Regions from separate parts of the Mus musculus genome. Here regions 1 and 2 are each linked to region 3. Evidence: chromatin loops called from intact Hi-C (ENCODE). Cell type or tissue: heart. All regions are shown on one strand. Region 1 holds the start of Gm33644 (a long non-coding RNA gene). Region 2 holds the start of Foxl2 (forkhead box L2). Region 3 has its middle 45 kb from the start of Mrps22.

The links. Peaks named below come from ENCODE experiments on the same cell type or tissue, not always from the same donor. Only the 100,000 strongest peaks of a DNase experiment are listed, where the experiment ranks them.
Region 1: it touches region 3 in a loop (12-fold over the local background); 26 of 42 quality-filtered maps call a loop at or near these places.
Region 2: it touches region 3 in a loop (2.5-fold over the local background); 17 of 42 quality-filtered maps call a loop at or near these places.

The regions. Positions count from the first base shown.
Region 1 is chr9:98,805,207-98,813,206 of GRCm38, forward strand. All of the region lies in intron 1 of E330023G01Rik (RIKEN cDNA E330023G01 gene), which reads right to left. Gm33644 (a long non-coding RNA gene) reads right to left here and starts at 2,731. Exons shown (of 3, transcript XR_379743.1): 1 at 2,671-2,731; 2 at 1,261-1,351; 3 at 274-485. In heart, a CTCF peak has its summit at 4,544 (motif pointing left); a DNase peak (open chromatin) is centred at 525; H3K27me3 peaks cover 2,157 bases.
Region 2 is chr9:98,951,480-98,959,479 of GRCm38, forward strand. It overlaps Foxl2 (forkhead box L2), which reads left to right and starts at 4,128. Exons shown (of 1, transcript NM_012020.2): 1 at 4,128-6,647. The coding sequence starts at 4,182. The coding sequence ends at 5,309. Foxl2os (forkhead box L2, opposite strand) reads right to left here and starts at 3,831. Exons shown (of 8, transcript NR_003248.3): 1 at 2,926-3,831; 2 at 2,725-2,755; 3 at 2,549-2,639; 4 at 2,126-2,378; 5 at 815-1,477. In heart, a CTCF peak has its summit at 4,521; no DNase peak of the experiment used is centred here; H3K4me3 peaks cover 3,844 bases; H3K27ac peaks cover 1,639 bases; H3K27me3 peaks cover 6,831 bases.
Region 3 is chr9:98,642,423-98,650,422 of GRCm38, forward strand. No RefSeq gene overlaps it. Among named protein-coding and RNA genes, the nearest start is that of Mrps22, 45 kb to the left of the region's middle. In heart, a CTCF peak has its summit at 3,531 (motif pointing right); a DNase peak (open chromatin) is centred at 5,299; H3K27me3 peaks cover 2,774 bases.

The DNA of each region.
Region 1 (8,000 bases), 160 kb after region 3:
AGGGTCCTGGGCAGAGCATCAGAGGCTAAAGCTACAGCCTCAGCCTGAGGAAGATGTGTGGGCATGCTTGTGTGTGGAGCAATGCTAAGCTTTGATTAGGTTAAACCTGTTTTGTAAGTTACCCTGGCCTTTTAAATCCCAACTGTCATGGAGGCCTCTGCTTTCCAGGAAGTTATTTCCAACAGCAGTTGTTTCTGCAATCTTGGTTCTTGTGAAAGCCTTTATTTTGAAAACACATTTCAAAACAAGGCTTCGTACGCGCTCCGCTTTCTCCGGTCCACTAGAAGCAAAATGGCGCAGCTGTTTCTCCGTGGCCCACATATTCACGTGTTATCCCTGAAGGCCACTCAAGTCCCCAGATCCATCTTGTAGTCACCATGGAAAAATGCAGAGGCGCGCTGTGGGGGAAGCATGTCAGCTCATCCCGAACACTCCCCTTCAGCCGGCTCCCTGCCCCACACATGGCCGAGCCATAACACAATGACCTGTTCAGAGAATAATTCATTATGTAATTAAAAGGCTATTTCTAAGGCAACTGCCGGGATAATACCAATTAGGAAACACTAACAGAGGAGGAGCCGGGCCCTGACGTCAGGGCTCACGCCCTAAGAGTTTACATAAGTTATCAGATTCTTGTGCCAGGCACCCTGGCGGGATGCTGAGCAAGAGACAAACAGCTCGTGCCCGTCCGGATGCATGGAACTTTGTGGAGAGGACTTACTTAGTCCCACAGACAGCTTAGAGAGCACCAGAGTGTGGTGCTGGGGAGACAGGAGACTTTGAGAAGGGATCAAACATGGATCCTAAACTCCTGCTCAAACTGTCACAGCTGCAGGGCCGTGGGCAATTTCCCTGAACCTCAGTCTCTGTGTATGAGTGCTGTGTTGCATGCTACCTGTTATATAACAGCTCTGTGGGGGTGGAGGAACATGTGCAAACACTGGAGAGGAAGACAGACACATTGGCAGTGCACCGTATGGAAGCTCATCTGTTACCATATGCCCTCCAACCTCAGAGTGAGCTTGGAGTCTATCAACCCTCTGGGACTATGTCTCCCAGGAGTCTCAAGAGAGACAAAGGCTGTGACTCGGAACAGGACCCCACTAGAACCTCTCATGGCAGGATCCCCTCCTTCCCATCTCCTTTCAGATGGGTTTAGCTCACAGGATCCCTCCTGAGTTGCTCTCCTCAAAATCACTCTAAACTTTATTTAGAGTCTAAGGAGATGTGACACATAGGAGAATGTAAGCACAGTCCCACCTGACAGAAGGCGTGGCGGAAGGCGTGTATGTGATGCTTCAGAGATCATCAAGGGAAGGTCGCGCACAGCTTCCTGTGGGGTGCAGATCCCCTGGAACCAGAGTTAGTGATAGTTGTGAACTACTATGTACGTGTTGGGAACTAAAACCCGGGTCCTCTGCACGAGCAGCACGTGCTCCTAACCAATAAGCTATCTCCCCAGTCTCCCAGAGAACGGATTCTAGAAGACCTCTGAGAATAGCCTACTCAGCTCCTTCCCGGGGATGCATCGGTCCTTGGGGGCGTCAGAACCAGGGGCAGGAAGCGTTCTATGTCTCTGGTAAAGGAAGCCAGGATCTGGTTCTGGTGACCTGGTAGAGCTAAGGAGCACAGCTGAGTTTGCCCAGCACCAAGTTCCCGCCCAGACATCCCTGAGTCAGGCTCCCAGTACAGGCAGACCTTGGGCCTGATAATGACACGTAGCAGCTCCAGTCACGTTCACATTTATGATGAGTTACTAAAAAGAGCTTATGGGAGCAAGGATGGGGACCCTAGGGAAGGGAGCCCAACATTCTTGAAAAAGGTATTGGTTCTTCCATCAAGAAGGGCCGCTGGGCCATTGGCCCCTAGCTAGACCTTGGCTTCTGTAACCTTTGATCTACCATACATTAGCACCTTGTGTGTATGCTCCGTCCCTCAGCGTTGCCCTTCATGGCCATTGTCCTTTCTTTTCATGTCACATAGCCACCAGTCTCCATCTTCTCCCTATAAACTGTCGGCTCTCAAAACCTTCAGGCATGCCTGTAGGATGGAGTCTAGACTGCTGTCTTGCCACAGGTCTGGCCTGTAACCTTCAAGCCTAAGTCCGCCTCTCTCTGCTTCTCTTCTACAGCCTGAAGTTCCCCTCCACATTAAATGCTTACAAGACTTTGATCCATCCGTACTCCAGCTTGCTTCAGGGACTTTGTAAAGGATGCAGGCATACAAAACTGCACCTGACCACTGCTCAATATTCCCCTCCCAGATGTCCTTCCCTGGACCTCTGCATGTGTTAGATGACTCCCTTCTGTGATCTGCAGGGTGTCCTTGCCACCCACAGTGCCTTTCCTGGGTTGGGCTCAGGGATCTGGGCCCTCCCTGGAACAGATAGATGGTGGATGAGCTATGCTAGTCTCCTCCCCATAAGAGCTCAGGTGAACCTCTTGTCAACGTCATTGCCAGTATGCCTTGCCCTGTCTTCAAGAACTTAGAGAACCAAAGGAAGCTTACTGAGTTAGGCAGCCAAGTGGCGGGGCCTCTCCATTCTGCATAGGCACCACCACGCTGAAAACTCGTTCCCACTCTTCACAACTCTCTGCCTGCCTGTAGGAACCCAGCCAGTACCCCAGGGCATAACCAGAACCCACAGGAAAGCGTTCACCGAGAACTCACTGAAGTCACAGCTACTGATGCGGAAGGCTGGAGAATATTCTGGAAATAAGTTATTCCAAGGCCAGCAATTTCACCAGCTGTAAACCTTTATGGGAAGGAAAAAGAGCCTTGGGTCATGCCAGTGCTAGAAGTCCCCTCTGGGCTTTGCATCGGTATATGTTGGCTGACCTGAAGTCCCACTTAATCTCCTTGAGCTCTCTGAGCCTCCACTTTTTCTTCTAGAAAAATAAGAATAGTTGTATCTCTTGTTGGATTACTGGAAGATCAAACCAGATGAAGCATCTAGCACAGAGCTGGGCTGCTCCTACATAACAGCCCCCCAGATTTAATAATATTCTTGTCTGTAGAGCACACTCGCGTTCATACCCTTGTTGTTATGCAGGTAGGACCAATAAGCAGAGCCCGTGATTATCTTCTATTGCCACTATGTTTGGGGTCACCCTTGCTTTTAACTCATCTCTGCACTGCACAGATTATCAACCATATCTAGATTGATTCTAATTAGCCCAATGTAATGAGACAAGATATACCTTATGGACCACTTAACTGTGGATGGATCTGGGCCTGGCAGCTGTAGACTCGAACTCCTGCAAACTCACCCCTCTGCAGGGCTCTGCTGACTGTTCCCATGTCATTCATGTAGTTTGGCATGGAACACAGTCCATAGAAACCTCTGGCCTGAGGCAATGGCCCGGGACGTGTCTCTCATACCATCCAAAAGGGTTTCCTTGATCCTACCTCTGATAAGCCTGCTTGACAGGAGTCATGTTATTTCCCTGCCTTGTATCCACTCCCAGACCAGGGTCTTGTGCATGCTAGGCAAGTGCTCTAGCACTTCTCTGCATACCGATCACTCATCCCCTCTCACATATACAGTGCTCTCCTCTTCCTGTCTTCTCTCTTGAGATTGTAAGATTCGGCCTTACCATCTTCTGCCTCACCAAAATGTTCCTGGCATATACCAAAGACACAAAAAGGAGCTTAAACCAGAAGCTTCCTCTTGGCAGCCACACCATGAAATGACCACAAAACCTCAAGTGAATATTAGGCTACTATTTGGAACCTTGTTTGAATTTACAATTGGTGACTTGAGAAACAAGGTGTGTGCAGACACAGGTAACTCAGTGTGCCTTGGTCTCTACCTACAAAAATCAATAAGTGAGTTGGCTACTTTCCAAGTTGGTACTAAATAATAAGATTCTCTAACACATAAGTGTTAAGAGATACTTATAAAAGTATGCAGAGAAGGAGACTGCATCATGGAGGTCATTTTTGACCCAGGCCCTCACAGACATTAAGAACAATCGCACTCTCCTTTTGAGTCAGGCCCAAGCTCAGAAGAGCCCTTGAGTGTGCACTCCTGAAGCCACTATAAGAGACAGGAGTGGACATAGATAAAATGTGTCTGTGTCAGAGACAACAGGCTCTTGAAATTTGCTTTATTCAAAATTCCTCACTACTACCTACCCAGCCTCTGGGAACTGGGGCTTTTGAGTCTCTAGGGTTTGATTTTGAGACTTGCCAGGCTCCCAGCAATGACTGGGCTTTCAGGAGAGCTGGGCCTATCCTGGTTACTCCACAACTCCCAGCATCCAATGCGAGCCTTTGAAACCTCACCAGCAGCAACTTTTATTCTAAGAATTTCCAAAGATGACTTTCCAAAGAATATTGTGATGGCGCACACACACACACACACACACACACACACACACACACACACACAGAGAGAGAGAGAGAGAGAGAGAGAGAGAGAGAGGGAGAGAGAGAGAGAGAGAGAGAGAGAGAGAGAGAGATTGAGATTCTCTTGGATGAAAGGACCTGCAACAGTGCCATCTAGTGGGGCCAAGAACTGGACTATGCTCTGGTTTTCCCAGCTAATGCTCACAGGGACACTAAAGATCCCTTTTGAAGGTTCTGGCTGCTTCTCATTACAAAGATAAAAAAGACATAGTGTCCCACCTGCATGGGCACTAACTGACTCTGACCGCAATCTCTGTCTCCTAAGCATACCTGCAGACATGCTCTCTGCCTTCAGTCATGCCCCTGCCTGCCCTCTGGGACTCAGCTGCAGGCCTTTCTATCCAGCACACTGTCTCTAACACAGACCCACGTTGCCAATAATGCAGACAAGGTTCGCTCCAGAGTTGAGCTCAACTGTTCCCAGTTTTACAGTTTCTTCCTTCTGAACCTGTCAGCATTATGGCAGGGTTACTATAAGAAGTTCACCGCTCCTTTCAGAGTCTCTGTCCAAGAAGAGTGCCCAAGTCATGGCCTTGGGATAAACAGATCTGACAGAAGTGGGTGGGTATCGCCTTTATATCGGCTAGATATCCTGAAAGTCCCTCTCCACACAGTGGGAGCTCTTACCCCAACCCTCTCCACCAGGGGCACTGTCATTTCAACTAATTGTATGACTTGGGCTACTGTCCAGGAGGATCCTGCCCTGCCTTTCAGTGTTGGGGAAAGAAGGCTGTGGCCAGGACAGATGCCAGCAAGTTATGTCTGTGTGGTGCTGGGAACATGGACTGGGTATGAGCAGTGAGAATGGACAATGACCTTGCTGACCTGGGCTGGGGAGGGGAGTTATCACTCGGCCTCCTCCTTCCGTCAGTGCACACAGGACCGCTTCTGGAAAAATCAGCCTTCCAAGAAGGGCCACAGAGGGAGGAAATTCTGATCGTAGCCAGAGGTAGGTAAAAAAAAGGGGGGGAGGACTGAGTGGTTTTTTTTATGTGTATGAAAGGATACAGAGAAGGGATTTCTTCAGGGTAACAAACAAGGCCAGGCCTGCTATTTCTCCATTGGGCACTCTTGTGCTCGCTCGCTCTCTCCCTCCCTCCCTCCCTCCCTCCCTCCCTCCCTCCCTCTCTCCCTCCTTTTTCTCTCAGTCAGAGGCTCATTCTGTCCCCACTAGACTTGACCCTCAGTTCCTGACTCTAGTATCCTACCCCACAACGGAGCAGATCTGGTTGGTTTAACTTGGCCCATGATGTTTGTCTTCTTGAATCAGATGACCTTCCTCATCCAATCAGCTTACAGGAGGATGATAAGAAGGTAGGTATTGAATCATGTGACACCAATGAGACAGCGAGAGCACCTGAGTGGGAGATAGGAACAGAGGCAGGATGGCAGATAGATAGATGATTGAGTAATAGATAGATAGATAGATAGATAGATAGATAGATAGATAGATAGATAGATGGATGACAAATAGATAATAGATGACTGACAGACAGACAGACAGACAGACAGACAGACAGACAGACAGACAGACAGATGATAGATATGTAGAGCTGCTCCATGCAGCATTACTACGGACAACGAACACCATGGTCCTCACTCTCTGGTTCACTCCAAGCTCGATACTCCCTACTCGCCCTCTAGACATATATGGCTTTCTAGTCTCAGAACAAACACTGGACACTGAGACGAGTCAGTCAGACCACAGTTCTACCAAAGGTTCACTGGGTCACTGCGTGGACAGAGGCCCGAGTGGCATCCACTTCTCAAGGGGAAGCGCCACAGAAGTTGGGCAGGGGCTGGCAAGTCCCCTAGAAAAAGGAATCAATAAATAACCACCAAATCAACTTAGTGTCAACGCAAAAACTGCAGAATACCCCAGATGACACGAACAGCAAGAACTAGACCCTTCCACAGCCAGGTGCCAATAGTGTCGGGGTCCTGTGGGCCGTGGCCAAGAGCCTTGGAATCCACAGCCGAATTGGCCCCTCTCCAGACTCAGCATATCCATTCTCCCGGTTAGAGTCTACCTTTTGGCCCGTGAGCTGGCAGCCCTGGCTGATAGATACCGTGTCCTTGCCTCTACCTGGACTTAATTCAAACCATTCTGCCCAACCCTGATTCAGGGCTTTTATTAGGTTTTAGGTTACTTTATGTGGCACAATAGAAATATTTTTTTCGATCTTAAATTAGAAACATACCATGGGGGGAATTTTGAAAGCCTTTTGCAAAACTGTAGGGTGAAATGTCTTCAACTCTGCAGCTGAAATCTAACCGTAATGACTCCGCTGGGGGACTGACATCAAGACGGACATGTGTCCTGCACAATGTGCTTCCTCCCCACCCTACCCCCTTACCAAAGGCCCTCAACAACATCCCTCTAACTAGTCTAGGGTGTATGAGTATTGAAAGCAAGAATACCCTAGAGACGCTCCCAGGAAGGACAAAAATGAAGTCACTCTGGCTGGCTTTTCGGATGGGCTTGTCCATCACCTCTGTGTTGTTGCAGGGTGAGGCCTGGACAGAGGACTGTGCTCTGGGTGGACCAGGCCCAGATCCATTGCTTGCCTGGCACACTTATAAATTCCAGACAAGTGTTAGTAGGAGCCACTGTCCTAGTAGGGAGTAAGCCAGACATGGGAACAGAAGGCATAGACTCCAGTTATCCAGCTGTGAGGTGCTCTACTGTCTGCTGGCAATGCCTGCTCTCCTGAGCACCCTCAGTGAACACATGGTTAGAGAGGAGGCACTCCAGGAGCTAATGGCACCCCTGGACAAAAGGACAGGTGATTGACCTAGCTTATGAACTGGAATACACTGTGTCCTAGTACTTGGGTTGAAGCAAAATTTAGGAATCAGTGGCTGGACTCATAAACCAGAGTATTAATCTCCCAGGTCTCCTTTGTCTCTTGGATCAGACTTGTATCTCAAGGGCAGAGCACCTGACCAGCTTGACCCCACTGATGTCACCCCAGGAGCAGGGCAAGCACAGAACCAGGAGGGAAGCCAACTCCTGTGCAGAACTGAGAGAGGTGGCTCATCTTCACGGTACTAAGGAGGATGCCCTTATTCTTTGTACCCTCCCACCTCTGCTGACTGGCTGGGTGGCAAAGGCCAGGTCGAAGAAAAGCCTGGCACCCCCAAGTGCTGCAGCCTGGGCTGTGTAGGTCTGTCTGAGAGTTTCACTGGACACATACCTAGCCATGGCTCTGCTTCTGGTCCTGCAGCCTCCTGCACACCTGCAGCTGGCACTGGATAGCAACACGGTGGGCTCTGGTCATGACACCACAGCCAATTCCTACCTGCTTGTGGAGACTGGGCCCTCAGAGAACAGCTGGGGAAAGCTCAAAGGGCCACAGGTCCAAAAGAAATGTCACTTGACTATTACAAGAGGAATTGGGGAGGTGGGGACCTTGGGTGGGCTGAAAATTCCAAGGGGGGCTTTCCAGGAGTTGTCCCTTAAAAAACCTGGAGTTGTCCCTTAAAAAAAAATGAAAGAGACAGTATTTATGTCAGGTGTAAGTCAATGTTGCAACATAAAGATGGAAAGAAACACAATGTTCAGGGGCAGATGATGTGGGGTTTCAGCC
Region 2 (8,000 bases), 310 kb after region 3:
TGCTCAGCGGGTAAAGCCCTTGCATATGACTTCTTCAGAGTCCTGATAAGAAGAGGTCCCTAGGGGAGGGCTGCTGGCTATTGGGGCCCCTTACAAGACCCTGTCCACAAACCCACTTCCTGCTCTCTCACTGTCCACAAATCCTCCCCTGGGAGCACTTTCCAGGACAAGGTGCAGCATCTTCAAGCCGTTCTAGAACCTATGACCATCCTTGATCAAACACTGTAGATCAGGCTGGGCTTCCAAAAGGTATCCAGAGTCTAGTGGCCCTGGCCTGATCTGCAAATGTCCTGAGAACACTATTGGGTCTCTGATCCCACAGCTTGGCAGACTTTCACAAAATGGAATTCCCCTCACTTAAAGCAATGACTTGGGAAGCCATGAAGTGGGAGGGCACGCTGGCGTGAAGAGACTTGGAGTCTAAAAGCCGATTTAACACACTTCTACTAAAATGCTCAGAGTCTGAACAAATATTTGCAACAGGTAAACTGAGGGAGTAAAGGGGCGGAGAGAATTCAAGGTTGGCGGGAAGAGAGATGGATGGGGGTCACTGTGTGTTAGAGAGATGTTGTGTGGATGCTTAAGTTGTAGGTGTGAAGCTGGAGGTCCAGTAGGGACATAAGTCCCCTTTGAAGCGCTCCTCTTTCCAATGTGCTGCTGAAGCAGCTTGCGTAGAAGAGGGCTTCAGCCTCCTGGTTCTTTTCTTCTGGCGCGGGAACTCAGGCCGGATAAGAAGAGGATCTGAAGGACTAGCAGCTAGCAGCCAGCCGGGTGGCTGAGCGTCAGAGCTGAGCGGTACTGGGGAAACACTAGCCTGCCTCGCGTGGCGGTCCGCGGTGTTTCTGCGGCAGCTGCAGGAAGCTCGGCCCGGGAGAAAAGCATCTTCACCGGGGATCCGCGACTTGCTCACGTAGGCGGCGGTCGAGACTTCGGAGCGTTAGACCAGCTTGCTGAGAGGCTTCTGCTCTGTCCCTGGCTCCCCGGCAAGGCATGGGCAGGCATTTCTCTAGAGGCACAAGGAGCTGGAGGCGCTGAGGAATCCTGAAAACCCCGGCCAGAGAAACACGGAGTTCCTCCGCCTGGCTCAGGACCGAGGCCTCTGCCACTAAGTGGATGGTGCTTAACCTTGCCAGAATGAAACGGGTGAAAGTTGTGGGGGCCGCACAACGGGGCCGCACAGGCCTAGAGGAACAGAATCCTACTATAGTCGAGACCTGGGTCCCTACCCAGCCTGCCTAAGGGGACTGGGTAGGAGTGAGAAGTGAATCAAAGTCCACCCGGCCACTTCCTAGAGTGCCTGCTCTATCCACCTACTGCTGTACCACCGAACAGGCAAGCACATTCGTCCCAGTCTTCTTAGCTCTGGCTGCTCACCCAGGGTCTGGAAGGTGATCCCTCGGGGCGCCCTGCAGTTGTGTTTCCCAGCCTTGTGCGCACAAGAGGCACTCTTTCTCCACCTGGGATTAGGGTGCTGATCCTGCAAAGGACAGCAAGAAGTCAGTTCCCAGGAATGTGTGACTCCTATTTCCACTCAGAAAAAAAAAAAAAAAAAGCCTAAAAGAGATTCTGATCTACAATCCCAACACACACACACACACACACACACACACACACACACACCTCGGGCTCCTTAAAGACTGAAAAGGGAGCCGACAGAGGAATTCAGGGAAGCGATGACACATGCAACAATTCTGTCACACCTGGCTGCTGAGGAGGAGCTGAGCGGCCGGAAATGGAGCCGTGGAGGGGGTGGGGGATGAGACCCAGGGTCAGCTTGGGTGGTCAAAGAAAGAAAAAAAAAAGGAAGAAAAAAAGAAAAAAATGAAGAAGAGGGAGACCGACCTCCACCCTCTTTGGTCCCGACCAAAGCCAGATATTTTTCCCCTGCCCAGAACCAAGCAGACTCAGATCCAGACCCATAACCTGGGCATGCCTGATGGTGAGGAAGAAGACAAACACCTGCAGGCATGCTCAGAAAACAGACAAGTATTGAAGAAGTGCTGTTTGTCTCTTGAGTGTGCTCAGGGCGGTGAGGGATAGCTTAGAAAAACATGGAGGCTACTTGGGGATACTGTCAATAAGGGCTAGATGTGGGTATTTCTCAGAGAAATTTAGAGAAGCCTACCTCCCTTGTATCCTGGTGGTTAGGCCGGGTTTGCCTGGCTGACCTCTCTGTAGTCATCTTTGAGATGTTGGACTACACACACACACACACACACACACACACACACACACACACACACACAGAGTCCTCCTTTCCCTTCATCTCAAAGTGGGAAGCACAAGCACACACTGTAGATAAATGGTCTTCGGACCGCTGGAGCCACTGGCCAGTGTGGGCTCGTGGCATTCTGGAGAACTCTTAAAGTCCAAGCAACCTGAAAGAAAGAGGTAGAAACAGGCACTGGGATAGCCACCTAGATGTGTGACTGGCACACATCATTCATTCAGACCATTATCCTTCACAACGTGTCTGATCACTCTTCCTCAGCCTCTCTCACACTTCCAAGACTGCAAACCTGTGTTAAGGCTGAGTGACAGGGCACACCTGATGTTGTGCTGGCACGGAAGGAATTCCTCTAAGTCCGTTTTCTATTTTCGGAGATGTAACTGGATCCCCACCAGACTTCGGCTATTATCTTAAAAACAAGGGGAAAGACTACTGTCCATTCGTGACTGGGACGCGAGAAAGCGCCTCCCCAGCCTGTGGTTTTCCTTCCTTACCTATGCTGGAAGGAGAAGATGCAGGTAACGGCTGTAAGGGTAGGAAGGACAAAGGAAGACAGGAAAAAAAAAAAAAAAAGAGGTTGTATCCACGAACCATGTTCATGGATACAACCATGTACTCTGGTGCTTGATTCATACACCTCACTAAGCAAAAATAAGCAAATACAAGTCTCACACATTGTACATATATAAGCATACCTGGGTTTCTGAACAGCACACTTGCGCAGTATCACGTGTGTCTTTAAGAACAGATTTTTGCCCCGTGCCTTCCACGCGTGACACTTGTGCACGCAACAGTCCCCAAAGCCCCTCAGCAACATCCTCGTCTGTGTCCAAGCCAGAGTACAAGGGATACCACTTGATCTTTAAAACACACACCCAAATTGTGGGATTGCAAGGCGAGTTCCAAGGAGAAAGCTGGTCCCTACATCCACCTCAGCACAGAGAAGCGAAACGTCCGATGCCAGTGAGCGGTACTCCTGGGTGTCTCTTCCCAGCGATCCTCTCCCCAGCCTCAATTGGGCTCAGAGAGCTCGAGGGACAGAGCAGGCCGAAGCTTCTGCCTTCCGTGACACGAGCTCTGAGCTGGTTTACCTCCAGCTGCCGCAAAGTTCGGCCACTCCACCCCGGTCCGGCCCCCTTGCCATCTCGCCCCTCCCTAAGCCTCAAAGCTAGAAGTCTAGCCCCAGCACAGCCCGAAGCACAGAGCAAAGGGTTTTGTTTTCTTTCACCTGAAAGCTGCCCAGAGGCTTGGATCACCTCTCCTCGCTGGGGTCAGCATTCCCGGGGCACTGGCAGGGCGCAGCGAGCCCCAACCAGGGCTTTTCGGCGAAGCAAACACCCGCAGATTTTCAAGACTCGTAAGAGCGTGAGGCAGGCTGTTGGCTGGGCCCGGGAGGCTCCGGAGGCTCGGGAAGGCCGGTCCAAGTTCTGCCGGCCGTTTAAAAAAAAAAGGAGACTTAGAGATGAACTCGCCCGTGCGCTGCTGGCTGCCCCGCTATAGGGGCGAAGGCCCCTGACGCAAGCGGAACTCTGCGGAGCCCATACGAATCAGAACGGAGCGAGGCTCCTGGCGCACTAGGGACTCCAGGAGGCGGCTGCGCCAGAGACGCGGGTCGCGCCTCGGGGAAACCGGGCGGTGGGGGGAGGGGAGAGCTCAGCCAAGAAAACCCACCGAGGCGGGGACTGGCCTGGGCGGGGAGGGGCGGCGGGGCCGGAGCCCCTCGCTGTTGGGCAGACTCCCGATGGCCAGAGGCTGACTTCCACTCCCGCAGACCGCTCCCCGGGGGGAAAAGAGAAGAGAGTGAGAGCCGCGCGAGGCCTCCGGTCCCCGCAGCCTGCAGAAGTTAGAGGCTCTGCGCCGAGCGCACACTCCTGCGCCCGCCTGCAAGGCGAGCCTGCACCAGGAGAGCACAGCCTCCGGGCTGCCCGGCCGCGGAGAGCCGGCTTTTGTCATGATGGCCAGCTACCCCGAGCCCGAAGACACGGCGGGGACCCTGCTGGCTCCGGAGAGCGGACGCGCAGTCAAAGAGGCCGAGGCGTCGCCGCCGAGTCCCGGCAAGGGAGGCGGGACAACACCGGAGAAACCAGACCCCGCGCAGAAGCCCCCGTACTCGTACGTGGCGCTCATCGCCATGGCGATCCGCGAGAGCGCCGAGAAGAGGCTCACTCTGTCCGGCATCTACCAGTACATCATAGCCAAGTTCCCGTTCTACGAGAAGAACAAGAAGGGCTGGCAGAATAGCATCCGCCACAACCTCAGCCTCAACGAGTGCTTCATCAAGGTGCCGCGCGAGGGCGGCGGCGAGCGCAAGGGCAACTACTGGACGCTCGACCCGGCCTGCGAGGACATGTTCGAGAAGGGCAACTACCGGCGCCGCCGCCGCATGAAGCGGCCCTTCCGGCCGCCGCCCGCTCACTTCCAGCCCGGCAAGGGGCTCTTCGGGAGCGGAGGAGCGGCGGGTGGCTGCGGCGTGCCCGGAGCTGGGGCCGATGGCTATGGCTACCTGGCGCCACCCAAGTACCTGCAATCGGGGTTCCTCAACAACTCCTGGCCCCTGCCGCAGCCTCCCTCGCCCATGCCCTACGCCTCCTGCCAGATGGCGGCGGCTGCGGCGGCCGCTGCTGCAGCCGCTGCAGCCGCCGGCCCGGGCAGCCCCGGTGCAGCCGCGGTGGTCAAGGGGCTGGCGGGCCCCGCCGCCTCCTACGGGCCGTACTCGCGCGTGCAGAGCATGGCGCTGCCTCCGGGCGTCGTGAACTCCTACAACGGCCTGGGGGGCCCTCCTGCCGCACCACCGCCGCCGCCACCGCCGCCGCACCCTCACCCGCACCCTCACGCACATCATCTGCACGCGGCCGCTGCGCCCCCGCCAGCCCCGCCACACCACGGGGCTGCCGCGCCTCCCCCGGGTCAGCTCAGTCCCGCCAGCCCGGCCACCGCCGCGCCCCCGGCACCCGCGCCCACGAGCGCGCCCGGCCTGCAGTTCGCCTGCGCCCGGCAACCCGAGCTCGCCATGATGCATTGCTCATACTGGGACCACGACAGCAAGACGGGCGCGCTGCACTCGCGTCTGGATCTCTGAGTGCCAACGCGCGCGGGAGCGGTCCCCCACCCCTATCCCGGGAGTGGAGGAGCCGAGCTCGGGTCGCAGCCGCAGCAGCCAGCCTGACAGCGCGCACTCCGGGACAGCTTCTGGATGCAGAGCCCTCGAGCGGTCTGCCCTTCCTCGGTCCGCCCCGCTCCTGCGACTCCGCTTTGTCGCCTCCGCTGCTCCTCCGGTGCTCTTCCCCGCCGCGGCCTCTGCTTTCCCGTGCTGCTGGCCGGAGGCCGCCCACTCCGTGCTTTCCGCGGGCCTCCTCTCCTCACCGCAGGGAGTGAGTCCCCGGCCGAGGTGCGGTCGAAGTGTCTGAGACGCAGCTTACCTCTTGGCCCTCTCTTCCAGGTCGGTGGACTCAAGCTCGATTTTATTTTTAATTCCCCACCCCGACTGTCTGCGACTAGAAGCGCTAGGCTGCTGGGGGAAGAGGGACCCACACTACCGGAGAATGGAAAGAACGTGTCTGGTCGCTCTGCGATCCCTCCTGGAACTGATCAGAAGCCGCTTGCAGAGGGGCCCACTGGGCGGGGCGGGGGTTGAGCCCCAGGCTGGAGCAGGGACAGCCTCGTTCCGCGGCCTGCAACCGAGTTCTCATCCCCCGCTCCTTGTGAGGCCGTGGTGCCTCCGCTCCGCAGAGCACCGCATAGGGCACCTCCAGGCCAGGTCTTTATGAAAAAGATTGGTGAGGCTTTTGAAAATATTAAAAAATACTTTTTAAAGAAAAAAAGAAAGAGGGAGAGAATAAAACATTCATGGGGGGGTGGGGAGGAGAAATGTAATGGCCTTGGAGTTTGCTAAAACCAAACAACAAAATCAAAAGTTTTGGTTTTCTTCATCGACCCTGCTGGGAAATTTGTGTAAGAATTCCCGTGGTGACTTCATTAGGCTGTGTTCAGAGGGAGGAGAAAATAACTAGCTAAAATAAGGTTTCCACTACAAATTAGGAATTTCTTTTCTATTTAAAAGTTGAACTCAAAACAAATTTCCCCGGATCTTCCGATTCTGCCCCGGATGCCAGAAGAGATCTCTGCCTGGCTGGTACACACCGCCCAGATGACACTCCTATCCCTGATTTTTGTTTTTCCAATGTCTTGTTTCTTCCACCTTCGGAAGGAGAAATGTGAAACTCGTCATGGCCGGCCCACACGGGCTTGTGGCCCCAGCCGGCTGGCCCGAAATCCCGTGACCTGGTGGTTGAGTAATGTCTTTCGGGGACCAAATTTTCTAGAGGGAACTAGAGCACTTTTGTTGTGTTTGTACGTGTGTGAGGGCGTCCCTTGTCAATTCCCAAATAAATTTTTTTGTTTTTTGTTTTTCTTTTAACACGGACTTGCATTGTTTCTTTTACACCGTAGTTCAGCAGCTAGCTAGCTAAGAGAGCGAGCCTTTCAAGAAAAATTGTGTTCTTTTAAAAAGTGACACAAACAAGAGTTGAGGACAACCCGGGTGGCAGGCGCTTTGGGCTGTCGCTGCTGCTTTGTTTTTCAGGAGATTGTTTGTTTTTCTGTGTCATCGTTTGTCTGTTGCGGCTGTTTCACACCGGCAAAGATACCCGGCCCTCGCTAGAGGCTACTGTAGGCAAGGTTTGTTCTCGTTTTGCGTTCGTGTAAGTTTATATTTTGCCTCTTACATAATTGTACTAGGTGCGTACGCTGTGTTTCCACTGCTATCCTCATACGTCTAAGAATTTTTTTGTCAAAAATATATGTAACATTTTTTAATATAAAATCCAGATTTCAGAAACACCTTGGAAGCTGCAAGCTTTTCTACAGTGTAATCGGTGATTTGTCGTACCGTTGTTTTTAGCAATTGGCATTCATTTATCTTGAAATAAGTGTAGGAAACTTGGTGTTTCAGGTGGGACTTAGTGTACAATATGCTACGGAGGTGGGCTTTTGCTTTCTCTTTACTGAGCTCCATCAAATAACGAATTAAGACCCATGCTCTCAAGAAGATACAAAAGGTGTTTGACCTGGTTGCAGATGAAATCTCTCTGGTTGACTAGAGGTGGCTGGCCTTCAGTTTTCCAATGGGGTGACAGATATTGGATCCGGCAGTGAGTGGCTGAGGGTTCGTGCAACAGGAGTTTAGATCCCATGCATAACCATGAATCTGTCACCTGCCTCTCTCTCTACCTGGATAAGAGACAGGTCCAGAGGAACGAGCTGGGAGAAGCTAAGAGCTTAAGGGTGTGAACCTATGGGTCCTCATTTCAGCTAACCGAAGGTCTAACCTTAGGAATGTCAGGGTGATATCTAGATTATAATGTTGCTGGGATCAAGGGAAGCCTGTTCGGCTCAGAATGCACTCTCCTTCCCCCCCCCCCCCCCCCGCAAAGATCTCAGAAGGAGGCTACAGTGTAGAGGAGGTGCTGTGGATTCCGGAAGGTAGAAACTTCAGCCCACCCACTGGGGGTCGGCTGAAAGGAGAATCTCGGTTGTGGTGGAAAGGGAGAATCCCTCAGGCAAGAAGGTGTTTCTGTAGCCTGGTGTTAAGTCTCAAATGTACGGATCAGATCACTGTAGTCTGTGCCTGGCGTGAGTGTTTCTAGTGTCTGTTATTTAATGGAGACAGGGTATAAGCTGTGTATCTGTCATTCACCTGCAGGGAGGATGGATGACATATATTTAGGATATTGTACTAGCTATATGACTAATATTAGGGGGTGCTTGCCAG
Region 3 (8,000 bases):
CCAAAGGCCTCAGTGACACAGGCTGCGGGTACTTCCTGGAGATTCTGGGGATCCTGGAACAGGTTCACACTGGAGTGGGAGTGGTCACGACTGGACCCTCTTTCTGGGTGAGGATGGAGAGGAAGAGCCATGTTCGAGTCACACCTCCTAGTTTACCTAGGCTCAAGCCTGGAGTCTAGCTAGCTCTCAGAAAAGCCAGGACTGCCTGCTACAGAGGGTATAAGGTCAGGGGCTACCTGGCTTCTGGTAGTGCTACAGTGCCCAGTCAATTGTGCTTAGAGCAACAGGCGTCCTTGAATCCTGGACAGGGTGGCCTCATGGACAGGAGTGACGTATCTCAGAGATCTCACTCAGACACTGGGGCGAGAAGAGCTGGAAATGAACCAAGTGACAGGGACTCCTAAGCAGGGCTCAAGGCCAGCTTGCACTAAAGAGGTGACAGGCTGGACCACCCACACTACAGGTGAGACTTCAGGCAGTCACTTGGATTCAGCCGCAAACTCCCCTGTTCGCAATGGGAGCACCAGAACACGGGTTTGGAGATGTCTTTCCTTTCTATGCAATATTCACCTCGTAGGTCAACATTCACTGATCCTGCCCCTCCCCCATGCCCTTTCCTTGTTCTCTTAACCAGGCAGGGCTTCTGCTTTGTCTGGGTACTGCTGCCCTGTGCACTCAGCTCCATGAGACCCAAGAGTCAACCAAGACCATGGTTCCCAGTCAACACACCAACGCCATAGGTGATTCCCAGGTGACGGTCTCCGTTTTCTAGGAAACACAGTGACATGCTGGAATCATGATACCTGCCAGCTCACGGCAGCTCACATTCTCAGTTCTAATGACAGGTTAACTCCGAGAAGCCAGGTTTTTAGTGGTCATTACTAGGGGGGAAAAATCAAGTACCAAACAAGAATTTGTGTAAATAAGAAAACAGGAGAATTGGTATGCAGACCAATTCCCAGTGTTGAGAAATTGTTCAGTGTCCAACTGGCACGCATATGCCATCAGTAATTGTGGTCAGCTGACAATAATTATTTTTCTTTTAATCTATGTGCAATATGTTTTCTAACAGTTGCTAAGTTGTTGGGACATATTTATTAAATTACTTGTACTTAACTGCTTGATAAACAGAAACTGGCGCTTGCTCCTTGTGATCTAGGATGCTGAGTTGAAGTGAAGTGCTAAGTGTTGTATAATTGTTTGGCAGGCTTGGCCCCAAGCTATGAGAGCGTGGGGTTTCCTTGTCATCTGTCCCCATTCCAGAGTGGGTCCTTGTCCTCATCAGGATGTCGAGAAGGACTTATGTGCCATGATTGGGGAAACCGATTCTCACCCATACCCAGACTGGGTGTGAACAAAGGAACACACAGGTGCACGTGCCACTGCCTTGAGACCTCAAGAGAACCATCCTAACCTTGGCACCCATCCAAACACACAGAAGGAGAGAGAGAGAGAAGACCTGGGCTCCAGAGACACCCATACCACTGAATTGGCTTCCTGGGCATGAGAGAAGGTGGAAGTTTGAGTCATGGCTTCTGTTACTTATAATTCACAGCAGCCAGGGAGGAGCTAGGGACCTGGGGAGCAATGAGGGAAGTAGTGAGCAGAGTCCCTGTTCTTGCTGATCCAGGAGCAGAAAGTCCCCAAGATTCCCTGTGGTTCAGGTCTGTTTAGAAATCTTCAGGACCAAGGGCAAGAGGCCTGAAGGTGCCACTGCCCCACATGTTGGTGCCAGGCTATTTTCCTGACTTCCTCTGCACACTGAACCAGAGATACACTCTACACTATGCCACCTTCCAGCACTGTGAGCTTCCAGAGGGCAGGAACAGCTCTTAGGACCCACTCTTACAAACCCCAGACAGAGCTGCCATCATCGACCATAGTGAATCTGCTAAACTGGGGTATGGGGAGATAAACAGAGGGCTTCCACAAAGAAGGGCCAGCCGGGCCAAGAGCAGGGAGAGTTAATAACACAGTGAGTGGCATGAACCATGAGCTGCAGGCACCAGAAGAGCTCATGACTGAAGGGTGGGGGTGGGAGGGTGATACATGGCCACAGGTTACATGAAGAAGAGGAGGTTCTGAGGCAAAGCAACGGGGTGTCTAGTTTAGCTTGGGAATCAGGAAGGAGTTCCTGATGGGGGGATACCTTAGCCAAGCACAAAGGACAAGAGACCCAGGCAGGCAGAATAGAACACTGCTGGCCAAAACTGCATCATCCAGTAGGAGGAACAGAGGCCCCTTCCAGCTTTCAATAGCCTGTATACATACACACAAACGGCAAACACAAGCGGCAGATTTCACAGAGGCCATGGACATTTCTCCAGCATAAGTATACCTCAGGATATATTTATCCTAAAAGAGTGTTTGTTGCTGATCTGAAGTTCAAATTTAAAGGGATGTTTTGACTTGCATCCCTAGTCCAGGCTGGCCAGAGAGGAGTGAGAGGGGTAAGAGCCTTAGAGTTCAGGGACAGTCTGACAAGACTGTGACTTCTTGTGCAGTGGGCAGCCTGTGACCTGCCAGCACAGAGCTGGCACACAGCAAGTGGTTGTACAGGGAGCCAGGAGAGTTTGAGGTTAACCTCTTGATTTTGGACAAGCTGGGTTTCCATCCTGCTTCTGCCTCCAATAGGAATGTCACCACCACTGTACTATTTAGCATTCTGTTGTCTCCTTATCTATAAAATGGGGACGAGGAAAGTGCCAGTCCCTTCACTCTTGTGTGCATGCACCCAGACCAGCTCCAGATCAGCCTCTGCTCTTCAGATAGATTACTTGGTACTGGGCAGAAAGGTGGCAGGTATGGGAGGAGACCACGGAGGAGGTTGCTATGGTCCTCTGGGTGGGTGATGACTGGGAGAATGGATGGGAGAGTGGCTGGGCCTCTGGGCTTTCTCAGAGGCTGAGGCATAGCATTTGCTAGGGTTTAAGGAGTGGATGATCAGTGGTTGGCAGGGCTGGAGCATGGTTGTGGGCACCCCCAGGACAACAGCTGTATGGTCCCTCTCCAGGTTATAGCAGAGGCTTCTTCAGTGAGCTGACCTTCCACTCTGGAACTCCCTAGAATGCCAGGGGACATGAAGCCAGGCCCTGACAGAGACAGAGAGCTCTGGTTGAAGGGTGGCCACTGCTGTCTCTTGCAAGGGAGGGTTGAATTCAGTGGGCCTAGGGAGCTGCCACCTCCAGGTGACAACTGGCTCTATTTACAAATAAAAAGGAAACTTCACCAATGAGAGGCAGACTTGCCTTCTATTTCTGGTGACTTTAGAAAACCCTGAGATATTTAAATGGTTCTGTCATTTCAGAAAAATTCCACCCTGCTTCCAGAGTCAGGCCAAGCTTGCCAAGATCCTGCCCAAACAGTCAGACATCTCAGCCGTACATGGCTGCCAGCGTGGGTGCAGATGGCAGACCACAGCTCACCACTTTCTACTGAACCTCAGACACAGAGGCCCCGCAGCCAGACCCCACCAGGCTCCAGTCCCTCTCCCTCCAGGCTCAGACTGCAGCAGTCAGACTTACATCTGGCATCCAACAGGGGGCACCAGAGACTGCTCAGGATGGTGAACACTGCAGCTAGAAAGCAGAGAGGACTCTGGCACCCTGAGCTCTGCAGATGGAAGATCACAAAACTTTAACAACGAGCCCCTTTACTCCTTATTATCCCTTCAAGTGGAATAAAACTCACTCTTAAATACCCAGAGTGCACCTTCTTCACTCCAGGATAAGAATGTTGTAACAGTTGCTAAACTCTCTGCTTGCCTCTGCAAAGAGATAGACTAGTAGTACTGCCATGAACACAGGAATGGGGAATGTGTCAGGTTTCCCCCCACTCATTGTCTGGATAACTCTTAAACACTAATTTGATTTTGTTTATTGTTTCAAAGAGCTATATGAGTTAATGCTCTCTTCAGGGAAAGCTAAGCTCGGCGTCCAAGGATCTTAGAGTTTACCTATTAACACACTGAACTCCACACTCAACCAGATTGGCTGTCTCGACAATGACCTCAAATGTGACCTTCAGCACTAGGAGAGTGTTCCCCCGTTGTGCCTGATTTGAATGTCTGTTTTTCCATTTCTGGGATCTGCCAGCTCCACCAAAGACCTCTACCTCCCAAACGCCATCCTTGATCATCCAAAGTGGCCACCCTCCACTCCACTTTAAAAGCACCTATATGTTTGTGCTTTTCATTACTGTAGCCTTTTCATGACCTGGGAGAACCCTCTGCCTGTGTGCACGGAGCTTGCCTGTCCATCCGGATGGTAAGCTCTCTGAAGGCATGGGTGGTGTGCTGTCTGAGAAGGGAGGAGAAACATGCCCACTGTGCCAGGAACCATACTGAGAATTTTATCTATTTTTTTCCCCTCCCTCGAGCCCCATTGATGTGACCTGTGTCGTAAGTCTGATCACTCCACAGGGAAAACAAGGCTCAGAGTGGTAAAGTGATTTCCCAGAGGTCACACAGCTGATGGAGGCCAGGGTGAGGATCTCCTGGTCTTGCTGACTTCAAATTCACTTGTCTCCAGCCTTGCTCCAGGGGTACAGACATGACTCAAGAGAGCACACTGCAGTAGTGTGCCTAACACTTAGCAGCTACTTGGTAAATAGTCTCTATGACGAGGCTCTCCTGGCAGAGTCTGACATGTGACAATGTAGGCTGGAAGGGGCTTATGAGGCAGTGGGTATTACCCCAGTCCCTTGCCAACCTTACCTTCCGGTGACCACCGATTCAGCCCATTGGCAGGCTAACCCAGGCAGGAAGAAAGACACGAGAGCACAGCTCTTCTGCTGTTGTATTCACATCTGTCCCATCCTCTCCCCCATGCTCTAGCCTCCCGCTATCCTTGGTGATTCAGCCTTGAGTGGCTGGGGTACCACACAAAGGACCGCCTCACCACAGCAGCCAGCATGTCCATCCCCATGCCTCCGTTTATCTTTAGAGAAAGAATGACTGAAAGGACCTCCACTGCCCAGGATGACTGCTTTGACAGGTCTTTACTGTGCATAAAATTGCGTCATTGTTTTGTTTAACGTTGCGAGGAGCTGAAGTGCTATGAACTTAATGCGCCACCCCCAGTGAACCATTAGGTCCCTTCTGTGTTCTTGACTTTATAAGTCTGTTTCCCTCAGAGGAACATCTGTTGTATACTTAAATGACCTTAGTTCAAAGGCACGATCAACAAAAAATTTCTTAACTCTGCTAGGAAGCATCTCGGGGATCGTTTCACCATGCCGGTTGCAGTATCGGGGCCTTTTCTGTTAACAGCTGTGTCCATCTGCCCAGGCGGGCAGAGGCCCCTCTCTTTCTACACATCATTAAAGATGCTCAGGACTGCTTTTGGGCCTCATTCCCACTCTGACCCAGGCGAGTTGAGTCTCGCCAAACTCTCCATTTTACAGGCATCAATAGCCAGACTTCTTCTCAAATGTAATTTTTACCCCTCGTGTGTGTGTGTGTGTGTGGGGGGGGGTGTGATGAAAGATAACGAGAGGTGCTCCGCTAACCCTTGGAAGGGACATGAATGGGTACTGGGGATTTCAAGCCACTTGACAAATGTAGGAAAAACAGATTGCTCTTAGCCAAACCCAGAGGAATTTGAGAAAGACGAGCTCGCTGCAGACAAAGCTTAGAAGTAGGCACCATGTTAGAAGCCATAAAAGTCATATTGGAAACACAGATGGCAAGGCAGTGGGCTGGCTGCCTCTCTCATGGATTAGCTCATCCTGATGTTATCCCATTTTACAGATGCAGCATCAGGATGCTCAGAGGAGAGCCCAGTGTTTGATTTCTGCTCTTGTTCCTCAGCAGCTGCGGAGGGTTGAAGTGAGTCATGTTACCATTTGTAGGGATGATGACAATCAAGTCATGCATGTGAATGGGGGGTTATTTTAAATGCCTGTCTATGCAGAACCTCTTCAGAGGGCTCAGGTATCAGAGGCTCCTCACGAAGCCAGCTGACCATCACCTTTTAAGGTCTGCAGCCTGTCCAGGAAATGTGAGTGTTTTCAAAGATGTTCCCCATGTCAGGCTGACTAACATCAGCAAAGGACAAACCTGAGTTCCTCCCAGAGAGTGAGGAAGAGAGATGGCTTGTCTCAGTAGCTTGTCCAGCACTGGTTGGAGAGCGGCCATGGAGACAGGCTCAAGCTTCGGGCTGTCTGCGGGCCCCTTCCCTAAGGGACATCCCGATGCCTCAGGAACACGTACATCTTCATGAATTGTTAACACGGTTGGTTTTGGGAGTTAGTGGGTCTGTGTAAGGCTGGCCATGGACTTGAGCCTCCTTGAAGCTGGAAACTCACTGCTAAAAATAAAGGAAAGTTGGATTTTGCCTTATTTGGAGAAGACTGGTCCACACTGCCTCCCTTGCCTATGTTATCTTTCAGAGCAAGTGGCAGGGCTTTAATCATGAAAAATAAAAGTCTTTTCTTTCTTTCTTTTTTTTAAAGTATAGACCAAATTCTATTGCCAAGACTTTCAGGCTGTTCCAATCTCTTTGTTGGACCAAAATATCACTGCATTCATTCTGCAGTGGGTCCAATCCAAGGAGCCCCACAGCTTTGTTCACTTTGATTAAAGTGTGAGTTCAGATGGGATGTGACTTATGGCCGCACAGTTCTTCCCTTGGTCTATGCATTCATTCTGTCTATCAGAGACAACTGAGGACAATCTGTTTCATGTCCCACTGCACAGGAGGGACTGAGGCAGCAACTACTCCCAGAGGCCCACAGTGTTCGGTGGTGCCAGGCCAGGTGGCTGATGGAAGGAACCCAGAAACCTCTTAAAGTAGCCTGGGAGGAGAGGAGCAACCCCTGTAGCTCCTATGAGAAAGAACTCTAAAGGTTGGACATGGAGACTGGAGGCATGAAGAGAGAAGGGAGAGAGTCCCAGAAGGGGAGGATGGTGTGTGCAAAAGCCATGGCCTTCTTGGGGATCCTAAGCAGTGGCTCGGGCCTCTTTATAGGTCGAGAAAAAGACAGAGTCATCAGTGGGGGGGGGGGGGAGGGAGGAACCCAAGCTTGATACCCTGCCACATTCTCAGACAGCCACTTTTTCCCACTCATTGTCAGTCCAGACTTCATAACAATTTTGACAATTTGTTCATCAAAGAGTCCCTCCCTGATTCCCCTCCCCACCCCCTTCCCCCACCCCAGCACCGGCAACACTCCAGAGGGCCACACATCAGGCATGCTCTCTGAGGCTGAACCATATCCTTAGCCTCCCCCCCCTCCTTTGTTTTACTAGTCTCGATACTTTTAAGATGTTCCTGTGAAGTGTTTCTCTTGGCTGCTGAGTTTTTTGGTGTCCCTTTGATTTCTGAACCCAGGGATCTGAGGGTCACATCAGCCTCGTCCTTGATTTGGCTCATGGAAGGAAGGAGGGCTGGAGAGTGTGCAGGTAGGGCCAACACAAACCTGCCATTTTAGGGGCTTACTTCTTACTCCCAAGGCTGTGGGGACCACAGGATGGCAAAATGGAAAGTAACCAGCTGTGCTTTGGAGAATCTCATGAGGGGAGCAGGCGGATGGGTACAAGGTCTAGACTAGTGCTTCTCAGCCTTCCTAATGCTGTGACCCTTTAATATAACTGGTGGCCCCCAACCATAAAATCATTTTCATTGCTACTTCATAACTGTAATTTTGCTATTGGTATGAATTGTAAGGGAAATATCAGTTAGGTAGGATATCTGACATGTGACCTCTGTTAAAGGGTTGCTTGACTTTCAAAGGGGTCTCGATCAGTGGTTGAGACACAGATTTCCCCAGGTGAGGCTGGGTTGGAGAAAAGGGTGGTAGGAGATACCCGGAAGTAAAGACATTGTGCTCAGAGAGACCAACAAGGGCTGTGCACCACAGAGCACCATTATTGCTACCCCTGCATTATGTCAAGCATAGTCAAGAGCAGGACACTATCTATTTTCTCTAGCACACAGACTTCCTGGGGTCCCTTTGCAAAGGATGAGTAGAGAATTTGTGGACGCTCTAATGGACAGTTA